Regions from separate parts of the Mus musculus genome. Here region 1 is linked to region 2. Evidence: chromatin contacts called from ENCODE Hi-C or POLR2A ChIA-PET data. All regions are on one chromosome and are shown on one strand. The core of a region is the stretch at or near the end of the contact, and the rest is flanking DNA. Distances in the headings are between cores, read along the strand shown. Region 1 overlaps B3galnt2 (UDP-GalNAc:betaGlcNAc beta 1,3-galactosaminyltransferase, polypeptide 2). Region 2 holds the start of B3galnt2 (UDP-GalNAc:betaGlcNAc beta 1,3-galactosaminyltransferase, polypeptide 2).

The links. Hi-C counts contacts between places; a loop is a spot of excess contacts on that map. ChIA-PET counts read pairs that join two places held with the same protein, here RNA polymerase II (POLR2A).
Region 1: a loop to region 2 is called in a map of left cerebral cortex, with 6 times the contacts of the local background. The contact joins the enhancer-like site here to the promoter of B3galnt2 in region 2. A Hi-C loop is called at or near these places in 5 of 37 maps with a recorded cell type or tissue (gastrocnemius, heart and left cerebral cortex). POLR2A ChIA-PET finds 5 or more read pairs at or near these places in 3 of 5 experiments (Patski and embryonic stem cell).

Annotation. Positions count from the first base shown.
Region 1 is chr13:13,989,358-13,995,843 of GRCm38, forward strand. B3galnt2 (UDP-GalNAc:betaGlcNAc beta 1,3-galactosaminyltransferase, polypeptide 2) reads left to right here. Exons shown (of 12, transcript NM_178640.3): 7 at 1,432-1,510; 8 at 2,012-2,195; 9 at 5,058-5,183; 10 at 5,759-5,918; 11 at 6,370-6,426. Among named protein-coding and RNA genes, the nearest start is that of B3galnt2, 38 kb to the left of the region's middle. Within about 2 kb of position 3,869, at least 1 of the 3 ENCODE cell types and tissues checked has a DNase peak (open chromatin) inside an H3K27ac peak, as active enhancers do; it is left cerebral cortex, where a contact is called at or near this core.
Region 2 is chr13:13,951,387-13,957,701 of GRCm38, forward strand. It overlaps B3galnt2 (UDP-GalNAc:betaGlcNAc beta 1,3-galactosaminyltransferase, polypeptide 2), which reads left to right and starts at 3,288. Exons shown (of 12, transcript NM_178640.3): 1 at 3,288-3,533. The coding sequence starts at 3,419.

The DNA.
Region 1 (6,486 bases), core at 2,619-5,118, 39 kb after region 2:
CACTGTGGGTGGCTCTGTTTTCTGCACAAGTGGCCCTGGGCTGTATAAAGAAGCCAGCTAAGCATGGCTGTGAGTGAGCTGTCTAGCAGCACTCCTCCCTAGTGTCTGCTGTGTTCCCTTAGCTGTGACTGGGTTTCCGGGTTAGAGAGAACGCTGCATGCAGTAGTTAGCAAGGCTTGCCTCTAAGTACAAGCCTCAGTTCCTGCCATGACTTTGAACGATGGGTGTGACCTGGACCTGTAAACAGTTTTCTCATGAAAGGTGCTCTTAGTTAGAGTGCTTATCCCAACAACATAAATCAAACCAGAGCACAATGAGTACTAGAGTATTGTTAAGTTCTAAACAAGCCAAAACCAAGTAGAAAGTACTGGCAGTTTAAAAAAGAAAGCATACCACAATTATGGAACTAGAGTTGAAATTCACAACATTCCACCACAAACTGTACATAAAATTGCTCTCTGGTGGCCTTAACATGGTGTGTCCCCTCTGACAGAAGGAGTCTGTGTAGGAAATGCTGTGAGCATGCTGATGACTGCTTTGGACAGTTAGCCTCAGCCCCATCGGCTGGAGGAGAGCTCTGGAAGGCAGCCATATTGAAGCACGAGCTAGAGAAGGCAGGAGTCGATAGGTGGGGTAACTTGTGAGGAGGTAACTGAGGCAGGCGCCTCTAAGAGCAGGACTGGTGGCACAGTTAAGTCCTAGTCTTGAGCAGCAGTAGGGAGTTAGTGTTGGGGACAGATGATGATTTAAAGAAGCTTTTCTCTGCATGGCCCCAGAATTCTCAAGCACACTAAGATCTTAGCAAATTCATGAGAATTTTCATGGGGGGCGGGAGGGAGGTGGGTTTTTTAAATGTTTTTAAAGTGATAGGATTAGATTTAAATTAAATTGGTTTTGTACTCTTGTTTTTGTGAATTTAAGAACATTTATTTAAGTTGGAATTCTAAGCACTGGGCTAGAGTCATCCTGATGCTTTACCTCCGCGGCAGAAGAGCTGGAAGGGTGACTTGGTGGTTCAGAGCACAGGCTGCTCATCTTCACTATCTCTCTATTGTGTGATAAGACAAGACCAAGGCATCTTATAAATAAAAGTGGTTAATTTGGGGCTTGCAGTTCCAGGTGGTTTGACTTCAGGACCATCATGGTATGGAGCCTGGCGGCAGGCAGGCAAACTTGGTGCTGAAATAGTAGTTAATAGTAGTTGACCCTCTTCTGACCTCCTGTGGCACTGCACTGCATGCAGGTGGTGACCATATGTGCATACAAAATAGCTATGTACATAAAGGAAAAAAAATTTTAAAGAAAATGCATGGCATCAGTATCTGCTGTAGGGCAGGCACCTTGGGGCATCTGCTGGTTCAGCTCTGCCTTTGTAACACATTCTCTGTTAGTCAGGAAATGCCTGAACACTTCCGTTTTCATTCCTTTCAGGCTGGGGAAGGGGCACTGCCTCATGAATTCATGGAAGGTGTGGAGGGAGTTGCGGGTGGCTTTATCTACACTGTTCAGGGTAAGTTGGCCAATGTAGTTAACCTTGTTTTATAATTTAACTGTGAAAGGTCATCTTGTCATGTTAAAAGTTCCTTATTGTGCTAGGTACAACAACATAAACCTGAAATGCTGATAGTTAAGAGACTGTAGGAAGATTATGACTTCAAAGCCATTCTGAGCTGTGTGGCAGCACCCTGTCTCCAAAACAAAGCCAAAAAAAGCTTACTTTTCAAATCAATGCATTCTTTTATGCAAGTAAAGCATAGTTGGACTCTTTCTGTTTGTTCTAGTTTTGCTATTTACCAACATAAGAAACTGTGTTGCAGAGAAATACCCATGTAAGATCACATGTGATATCACATCCCAAGTAGGCTTCCCTGAGCTGTAGCTCTACCTGTAGATCCTAACGGATGTGTGCTCCAGTGGCTTTCTTGGGGAAGGAATTCTGGTAACATTTTCAAGTTCTGGGTTCTGAGTGTGCAGTAGTATTTCTCTTCAATAGTCAGTTTTTCCTTTTCAGAAGGTGATGCACTATTAAGAAGCCTTTATTCTCGGCCCCAGAGACTTGCAGATCACATACAGGATCTGCAGGTGGAAGATGCCTTACTGCAGGAGGAAAGCAGTGTCCATGACGACATTGTCTTCGTGGATGTTGTGGATACTTACCGGAATGTTCCTGCAAAATTACTGAACTTCTATAGATGGTAGGTTGTACATATGTGGGGTAGGTTTATGAAACATCATCAAGCCACTGAGATTTCAAAATTTAAAAGACTTATCACCTGAAATGCAGTCTGTTACATCCTGGATCTTTAAAAAAATTAATTTTAAGGTTTTAAAAAATATTTTATAAGATATAGATTCTACTTCATAAAATAAAAACTTTATGTTTTTATTTCTATGTTTTAATTATTCAAATGTAAATGTCTGTTATGTAAGCATGAGTGCCTTGGGCCGCCAAAAGAAGGCATTAGATCCTCTGGAACTAGGGTTACATACAGTTGTAAGCTGCCCTACTTGAGTACCAGGATAGTTCTAACTGCTGAGCCAACTCTCCAGCACCTGGCTCCTTTGGAAGACATCTTTGAACATGCTGTGTCTTTCTTATTTAGATAAACAGATCCACAGTGTGAATGGTATTAAGGGATCAAAACGAACAAATCAAAATTAATTCCCTTGGATTCATTCCTACATACTTCAGGTGTCTCAGCCTAGCACTGGATGAATTCACTGAGTCTGGAAATGGTCCCTTTTTAGTTTTATTCCTACCTATCTACCCCAATTCCCTAATTATGTTCACACTAAGTTACTAGTCTGAATTCTTCTCAATTAAATATCCACCTTCCATTTCCAGTCTGGAAATGGTCCCTTTTTAGTTTTATTCCTACTTATCTACCCCAATTCCCTAATTATGTTCACACTAAGTTACTAGTCTGAATTCTTCTCAATTAAATATCCACCTTCCATTTCCAGTCTCTACTCCATGGGCTTCCGGATCCCTTGCATTTGGATAGATGCAGCGAGTGGGCACATGAGTTTTGTCCAGCTGCACAGGAGCTGAGGCAGAAGGCTCCTAGAACATGAAGGCTAGCTTTCACAGGGCAAGGCTCTGAAAGACAACCCTCCTTGTCTGTTTTACAAACTCTAGTAGTTGCTCAGTGAGATGAACTCTCCTAACTTCCTGGAGCCTCCAGTAGTTCTCCTAGCTTGGCTGTATTCTATGTCTGTGACAATAATGTTATTTTACCAATCATAGTTGGTAGTTGCTTGTGGCTGTGCTGACTTTCCGAGGAACAGCTTTCTCTCTCACATGGCTGAAGTACTAACTCCCTGGAGTATGTGTGACTAGGATTTCACATTTTTTTCCTTATCTTTGGAAACCTTATTTATTGGAAAGACTATCATATCTCTTTCTTCACTTCCCTTCTTGGGTGGGAAGTTCACAAGGGCACGTGTACAAGGGATATGTTTTCTTGGAGTCATACTCTGTAGATGGTCCGGTTAGTTTGCTGAAGGTAACATTATCTAACTGGGACTAGTTATTATTTTGGTAGAAGGCAGTTGAGTCTGAAATACCAGGACTGTATTTAGACAGCAATAGGAGCCTATCCCGAGCAGGTGGTTGTGGTGCATCTAAAATCCCAGCACTCAGAATTCCCAGTGTAGATGCCACTGTGAGGAGTTTGAGGAATGGGAAGTCAGGACTTAAGATTGGGGTGAGGGGGGGCACTAGCATTTCTAACAGAGATCTTTCCCAGGGAACCTTCAGTTTTCCTCCTCCTGCTCCTTACCTACCTCTCCCATTGTTTTTTGCCTCCCTTCTCTTTACTGTTGTCAAACCTCAGCAGAGCTGTTTTTAGATCTGCCTCCTCATAGCCCACATTACCACTTACCATCTGTTTTTCAGCATGCTTTGTGTAGGAAACCCTGGGGACACAAAAGAGGACTAGTGTAGGAGGGCACTAGTGGCACCAGCCACGTTTTAAATCAGTGTTTAATTATTTGACCTTATTTACTCAGCAGAGTCACCCACCAGTGATCTAAGCATCTTTGAAAACAAAAGCGTATTTCTGATTGGCAAATACTACGTTTCTGTTATACTGTTAAAAATAAACGACTAAGTTTGGTGGTGTGCACTTTTATTCTCATTTCTACAGAGGCAGAGGCAGGTGGATTTTATAAGTTTGAGGCCAGCTTGGTCTATATAGTTGGCTGATCCCCTTACAAATATGTACTTACAAACAGATGTGTTGTGCAGGGACTGACAGTCAGGGAACCTAGTTTTGCCTTGTTTGATGTCATCAAGAAAACTAGAGAAATGAAGTTCTTACAGAGGGTTGGTTGTTTATAATAATTGAAATGCTGGAAATTGGTTCCAAAGACAAATATGTTTGCACCTTATAAATCATGTTTTAACCCATAATATATTCAGTTTTTTTTTTTTTTACAAAGAAGCTTTGCGACCGTCTGTCTCACTTAGTATTTTGACTAACCTAGAATTCAGAGCTCTCGGATCTGCTTCCCACCACACCTGGCCCGTTTCATAACACATCACATTCAGTGTTCTAAGTGAGAGTTTCAGGTCTGATACCTGTCCCATGATGAGCTTTGTAACCAGGCACACGTGGGGCAGGGTACAGGTGACAGGTAGGCCTGGTAGCTGATGTGGAGAATGACTGGGAAGCCCTTGTTAGCATGCATATTCTAAGGTGGCCGTGGTGGCGCACGCCTTTAATCCCAGCACTTGGGAGGCAGAGGCAGGCAGATTTCTGAGTTCGAGGCCAGCCTGGTCTACAAAGTGAGTTCCAGGACAGCCAGAGAAACCCTGTTACGAAACAAACAAACAAACAAACAAACAAAAAAAAATGCATATTCTACTTCAGTCAGACTTTTCTGTTCATTCTTCTGTGATTCCAGTTGATGAAGTGAGGACCAAGTGCAGTCGATGGCCACAGTAATGGTGTTCTGTGTGTAGGGTAAGACACTGAAGGTGCACAGCTGTACAGGTGTAGTGTTGTGCCCTTCCATAGCTGCACGGACTTGCATATTTCTTTTTCTGTCAACAGGACTGTGGAATCCACCAGCTTCGATTTGCTGCTCAAGACAGATGACGACTGTTATATAGACTTAGAAGCTGTGTTTAATAGAATTGCTCAGAAGAATCTAGATGGGCCTAATTTTTGGTGGGGAAAGTAAGTGAAACATGGACCGCCAATACCTGATTAAGTGTGATTAATTTAGAATGAAATATGGAAGTTACTTTTACATAGATAAAGTTAAGAAAATTATTGATTATACTCTTCTGGGTTAATATGTTATCACTGTAATCTGAGGGAATTTTGTTTATTTTATTGAAAAATCTCAGGTTTATTAACCAGGAGTCAAAGATGTGGCTTTTGTTTTAGAAGCACACGGTCTCCTGCAACTGTTGTATCCTCTTTGCTTAGTTTGGTTTGGTTTCGGTTAGAATCATGTCTGACACATTTCCTCAGCCATTGCCTCTGCTGCTCAGGACCAGTGCCGGGTTGATGATTTGGTGGGTTTGGTTTCAGTTAAGTATGTCCTGAAACACAGGGTGGGCTTCTCTTAGTTTCCATTCAGAAACTGAGAGCTTATCTAATCTGTATAAACTACCATTGGGTAAATAATTCCTTTCCTTAGGCAGCAAGAATCTTTTTCCTGCTTCATCTCCTTGGTAGTGATGGAAGGCAGCTAGTAGAAGGATATGGCCAGCCATTACAGAGAAGCCACCATTGTAACGTCTCAGTTTCAGGTTGAATTGGGCAGTGGACAGAACCGGAAAATGGCAGGAGCTGGAATACCCGAGCCCGGCTTACCCTGCCTTTGCATGTGGGTCAGGGTATGTGATCTCCAAGGATATCGTTGACTGGCTGGCAGGCAACTCCAGAAGGTTAAAGACCTATCAGGTAACAAGGTCACTCATACAGTCCAGTGTCCTGAGATGTCCCTGAAGCAGAGCCAGCTTACCATGGCTGTCCTTTCTCTGTAGGAGTTACTCCCTAAAGATCAGGGACATTTACCTGACACTTCTCAGACTCTAGCCATGATAACTATTCTAATATTTTCTTTGAGCCTGCTTTCACTGTTTTTAATCTTTGTTTGGAAATGTATTCTGTGGAGGAATGTAAACATTTCTGTTCATAAAGAAGTGCTTTCTTTCTCCTGGCTTGGTTATAGAGTCAGGGACCAAGTATGTATGCCCAGTGTGTTGATGTAAGGTATGTGAGGAAAGGGCTTGATTGCTGTGTGCTTCCTGTCTCCCATCTCTGGCTCATCGTTACACATCTGGGTTGGCTAACTCTACATATCACTTTTTGTTACAAAAACATTAAGAAGTTGGCATTTGCTCCTGAGTAGGGTGAAGATGTCAGCATGGGCATTTGGATGGCAGCCATAGGACCTAAAAGACACCAGGTAAGCAGGTCTGGGATGCTGACCTCTGGGCTCTTGTAGGTGTGCAAGTGAACATCCAAC
Region 2 (6,315 bases), core at 2,038-4,537:
GCTGGGAAAGAGTCGAAAAATCTCCCCAGCAACCACAGTCCGGGCCAATCAGGAGTTGCTGCACCTTCATTAGACTCCTTCCTTGTTTCCCTCCCATACCCATTTCTTGAGGAATCAATCATTTTAGAATAGACATTGTTTAGATCTGGAAATCTCACCTTCTCCTTTCCCCCTTAAGGACCTATAAAAACTGGGACCCCTTTTCCCTCAGGGTGGACAACTCTACCCCTGAGTGGGATACGAGTCGTCCCCAGAGTTCTGGCTTTCCCCGAATAAAGCCTCGTGTGGTTTGCATCAAGCTTGGTCTCTCGTGAGTTCTTGGGGGTCTGCTATTATCCTGAGTCCTGAGCGAGGGGCTCCTCAGGGAGTCTTTCACTGGAAACCAAGCCTGGGTCTCCTGCAAGAGCAACAAGTGCTTTTAACTATAGAGCCATTTCCCTAGGCCCATCGTAGTTTTTAAACAGAGAAAGTTCTACCAAGAAAGGTAGAAACCTGAGTCACAGAGGACCTGAGTCTGAAGGGACTGAGGTAGCAAAACAAACTCCATTTTGGTTTTTTAGACTCCATCTTAGGTTTTTGTCCTCAGAGTGACTTGTCCCCCACCCTTGAGTTCTGGAAAAAAACAAAACAAAACATGAGATCTTGACAGTTGCAAAATAGGCATAACAGCTGTAGTCAAGCGATAATACCAGGGTGGGCTAAGTAAACATGAATCATTCCCAAGTCATGAAGCTTCTTTTAGGTGTGTGCTCCCTCCTTGCGGTTTGATCAGATGCTGTAAACCAATCAGCTTAAAGGCCAACATTCCTTTATCCTCTTACTTAATCATTTAACTCCAAGGCTTGCCAATCCCTACTTGCGTTTTTTTCCTCTATAAACCCCATGCCCTAGACTTTGGGGTCGCTCTCCTATCCTATTGCACCAGGATAGTTTGTGGCCCAGGTTCAAGCCTGAATAAAAACTCTTGTGTGCATAGCCGGGCATGGTGGTGCACACCTTTAATCCCAGCACTTGGGAGTTCGAGGCCAGCCTGTTCTACAAAGTGAGTTCCAGGATAGCCAGGGCTACACAGAGAAACCCTGTCTCAAAAAAACCAAATAAATAAATAAATAAATAAATAAACCTTAAAAGAAAGTTATAGAAATTATTCTTCCTTAGAGGGAAAGGAATATACAGAAGTTGGTGATATCTGCCAAGCAGCTATATATTTCATCCTTTAATTCTGTTACTCTTCAAAAGGAAAAAAGTGTTCTTTCCTGTCTTCAGGACTCTTGTTACTAGGGGTCCTAAAGTTACCCCAGAGTATTGAGACACTAGTGCTCAAATTTTCAGGGCATACTGTGCTAGCCAGCATCTAGGATGGTTCCCAGTGATCTTCGACTCCTGGTAGTCACCTGGTGAATACCTGAACACTGTGCACACAGGTATCCACTCTATAGGGCTTTTCTGTGTGACCAATTGACTAACCCAGAAGTGACAATGTGTCTCCATCATTAAAACGTCTGCCATCTGAGTAAGCAATGTTCAAAGCAGACTCTTCAACCACCATGAAGCCTTCAGATGACTGCAGCCCTGGCTGATGATATTCCTGCAACTTTGAAAACGAACTAGAACTTAGCTCCCAAATTCCTGATCTGTACTAAAGTCTGAGATATGAAATGATTATTATTGTTTCAATTATTCTGGATTTGTAATGAATAACAAATACACGAGTCCCCTCCCCTTTTTGTACAGGTTGGGCATCAACCCAAGACTGCCCATTGGTAGGTAAGGCCCTACCATTCAGCTTCATCACCGCTCAAACAAGTTTCTTCTCATGGGAACAAATTTGACCACGTGAGTTATTTTATTAAGTACATAATAAAACAGTACAGTAGAACACAGCTTTTACCTGATTAAACTAAATTAAAAAATTGAAATTAAAAACATTGCAAAAATAGCCAAAGAAAAAGCTATCTTAAGGGGCTGAAGAGATGGCCCAATGGTTAAGAGATCTGGCTGCTCTTCCTGAGCACCCAATTTCAGTTCCCAGTACCTACAGGGTGGCTCACAAACACGGGGAAACTCCAGCTCCAGGGGATGGGATAGACGCCCCCCCCCCCAGCCTGCACATGCGTACACACACAAATGAAAAAAAAAATCAAATAAAATCTTTTTAAAAAAGTCAATCTTAACAGTGTCAGGTTGAGGATATAGCTCAGTTGGTAGAGGGCTTGCCTAGTAAGGATTAAGCCCTGGGTTCCATCCCAAAGCACCACTTGTGGAGATGAAGACAGAAAGATCAAGAGTTCAAGGCCATCCTCTGCAGAATAGTTTCCTGTTAACTACGTGAGACACTGGGGGCGTCTGTGTGTGTGTGTGTTACTACAATTGCTTTTTTAATACAAAACCGCTACTCAGTGGCAATATGGTGCTGAGCCTGAGAGGTGGCTCCAGTGAAGTCCGCTCGTTTCCTAACGCTGGTTGGAGATGGATCTTTTGCAAACCCAGCCCTCACACATTTGGTCACCTCAACTTGGTGGGAACTTTTCAAAGTCATCTGGCAGCTGAAGCTCTCATTTCTGTGCTTCCCGACAGTTACCCTAGTGAGGAGCGCGTGCGCACCCAGGCAGCCTCCAGATCCGGGCTTCTCCTCTGTCCTCGCTTTCCATAGCAAGCCCCGGTGTTTCTCGTCCTCCTCACCCGCCGTTGCTTACTAGAGGGAAGCAGGAAACTCCCTGCTACTCGGCGCTCAGGCTCCCCGCTGCGCTTCTTATGGGATAGGTCAGGGGAGCACACTATTATTTCGTTGAGCGCTGAGGTGCCATACAAACCTGCCCCGACTGGGCAACTGCTCCTCGAGGTCATGCGCCCTGCAGCAATGTCCACAGCGGAGGGGGTCGTACAGCAACTTGAGCAGTTAACGTGCAGGTTCCCCGTGTGCGGTACCCGCCTTTACTACAGGGGAACCCTAGCAAGAAGGTGGATGCGCATGCTCAGTGTGCCGCTAAGGCACCGCGGCCGGATGAGAGACGCGCATGCTTCGTGTGTGCACTTCGCCTCCAGCGTTGCGTAGCAGCACGCATAGCTCTCTGGGAAACGTAGTTTCTCGGGCTTACAATCTCAGGCACGCCTCCCTCCTGGGCTCAGCGAGGGACTACCGCTCCCGCCCTTCCGGCAGACAGGAGCGTGCAGGGACGCGGACTGAAGGGCTGGGCGAGAGCGAGGAGGGCTGAACGGGTGGGAAGGCCACGCACGCGGGGGCGTGGCCTTGGCCGGGAAGCGGCCGCCGCTCGTGGTGCGGATCTAAGGAGAGAGCGGCGGAGACAACGCCAGGCGTGGGCGCGAACACTCCTGGTGGCACTCGGTGTTCTTAGGTCCCCTCGCTATTGGCCGGGACGCGGGAGAGCGCGGCGGGGGCGCGAGGTGGGAGCGGCCAATGCGAAACTGGCTGGTGCTGCTGTGCCCTTGCGTGCTCGGGGCCGCGCTGCACCTCTGGCACCTCTGGCTCCGTTCCCCGCCGGACCCCCACAACACCGGGCCCAGCGCGGCAGGTGAGGTGAGGGGCTGAGTCGCTGCGCTCGTGGGAGGCCGCGGGGGATGGCTGAAGGGGCACAGGGAGGGCTCGGACGTCCCAGAACGGACGGAACAAGCGAGTCTTTCTTTAGTGTCGGGCGAACCCAACTGTTCGTTTCTTATCAGCGTGTGCTCAGCGGCCCGCGTCGTGGTCGAGGGAGGGCCCTGGTCACAACTTGGGGCGCTTCTCTCCGAGGTGGGGTGGGGGAGCGAGCTTGCCGGTGCTGACGGTGTTGGCTTTGCGTGTCAGGACTCACTTTGCAGCGAGGAGGGACGGACTGTACTTTGTGGTCTCTGATCATGAGGTGAGTCAGGAAAAGACCTAGACGTGAACTAGGGTTCAGCTGTGAGTGGAGTCGCCCCTGTATTCTGCTTGGATAGCTTGCTAATTAAGGAGCCTAAGAATACCGGATTCTTCTTTAACTTCGCGTACATTTGTTCCCAAACTTCATCCATCGTGGGAATGAAATCTTTGTTCTCATTCGCCTTACAATCTGAAGGTGCGTTTGCCCACAGTGCGTATCCAGTGTTGTCCTGCCACCCTCAACACTACTTTCTTGTCTCCTGTGTGTCATTTTCAAGTTTTTCCCGGAATGCTTATATATGTCGAGAACTCTATAGCCATTTTAAAGATAGGGTAATGCTTTAATTTTTAACTACGTTAGGATTTATCTTACCATTTCATATCCAAACAGCTGTTTTCTTTTCAGAAAGTTTTAAAACAGTTCTTCACAGCCATCACAGAACCAAGTCTTATACCTTATTTAGCAATCCTCAAAACTCCGACTGTTACCAGATTACACTGGGGTTATTTTAGTAGTGATCTCTTTTCCTATTAGACAACCACCATTTTTTTGGAAAGGCTATTTGTGTGACTGAAAAGAATGACTTCCAAGTGGTATAATGAAAGTACATTATATGCGTATTTAGCTTGTGAGACTTTTACAAACTAGTTAAAAAAGGGCCGTACATACAAAATGCTTGGCCACCTAACATCTGTTGGGGTTGTGCTCTCTCTCACTCAAAGATGAGTGAGTTGCTGGAATCTACACGCAGAGCCCACTGTAGAATATATGTGACCTTAACATTAACAGTCTTTTAGCGTTCAACACAATAAACCTTGCCTTTGAGCTTGTGTTTAAGTAAGACTGCAAACAACTTTTGGATTTGGAACAGATTTTTTTCCTGATGTCTTAGTGCTTATCCATTTAGGATAGACTGGATTAAGCAAGCAAACTGTAGGAAGACTTAGGGTTATATGGGGTCATACTAGTTGTAAAAATTACTTTTGTGTTGATATCAAAGCTTTGTCAGATAATCAGTAGGATGTTTTAATTAGACAGATTCCTATCCCACTCTCCTCCCCTGGTACTTCAAAAACAAAAGCAGAAGTATTTTGATTGCAAAAAGTTCCCACAGGTCTTTTTCCTATTTTGCTGTTGAAATATTTAAAACATTTGGGCATTTTTACTTTCTGACCACATACATTAAGCCTAAAATCTGAGATTTTACTAAATATCTTTCTCTTGAAATAACACTTTAAGATTTATTTTGGCTTCTTTTCTGCTACTCTGTCTGGATTCCCATTTAAGCCACAATAGTACTTGTTTACATTTGTGTGTCTGTGTTTATGTGCATGCGTGTGCACTTGAGTGCACAATTGGTACAGCATGGAGCTTTTGCAAACGTTGCAGGACAACTTGTGAGTCAGTTCTCTCCTTCCACCACATGGGTTCTGATTTTGTGATGTTCAGAGTTTGATTATCAGACTTAGCAAGCCCTTTGACCTGATAAATCATTTCATTAGTACAATAACTTTTTGAAAAGGAAATTTATCTTGCCTGAATATTAGAAAAGCCCTCTGGCTAATGGTTGGTTCAGCGAACAGTAGAGGGCTGCTGGGCCATCTTCTCAAGCAGGTCAGAATTAGCAAATAATTAATGTAAGGTGCCGGCCTGCCAGGGCTTAACCATTTGAAAGGGAAGACGCATAAGACTATGAATATATCATGGAGATGGTGAGTATGATGAGGAAAAACGAGGTAGAGCTCTAAGAGTTGATCAAGGAAGGCCCATGTGGAAAGGTGACAGCTGAACAAAAGGACCTGAGGGAAGTAAGTCATGTCAGTACTAAGATTAGCAACTTTTCTAAAGTAGTGACTTTAAACAGCTGAAACCAGCCATGGAGCACAGCTAGTTAGGAGGAAGGTCTCTTGTGAAATACAGCACACCATAGGTACAGACAGGAAAGGAAATCATAGCCAGGGGATATAAACTGTGACGATTTTTGCCGACTGGTTTTGGACAGTGCCTTAGCAGAAATTATGCAGTGATCAATATAGAAATCAATATAGATCAATATAGATCTTATGTAATTGGGAAAAGGCTACTCTTTGTAAGGTATCTAGAAAAAAGGAAGCCAGAATTGTAAAGAAAAGTGGCTTATCACCAAGTACATATTTGTATAGCTAGGTGTAGGGCTGGATATCTGGGTCCAGCTGCTTGTTGACAGACTGGGCAAGCAGTTCAAAGACAAATTGAGCTTAATGTCCAGCTTTTGCCTAGGGTTGGCTCTTCCAAAAGTATCCCGCTATGCTATATCTCAGTACTTCAGTTCCCATGAATATAAGCTATAAGAATTTAGTCAGCAAAACACTCAGGTCAGTGCCTGAGTCACTCCTGGAGTTTTGGTGAGTGTTTGGGTTTTACTGCTGTGAACAGACATCACAACCAAGGCAACTCTTACAATAACATTTAACTG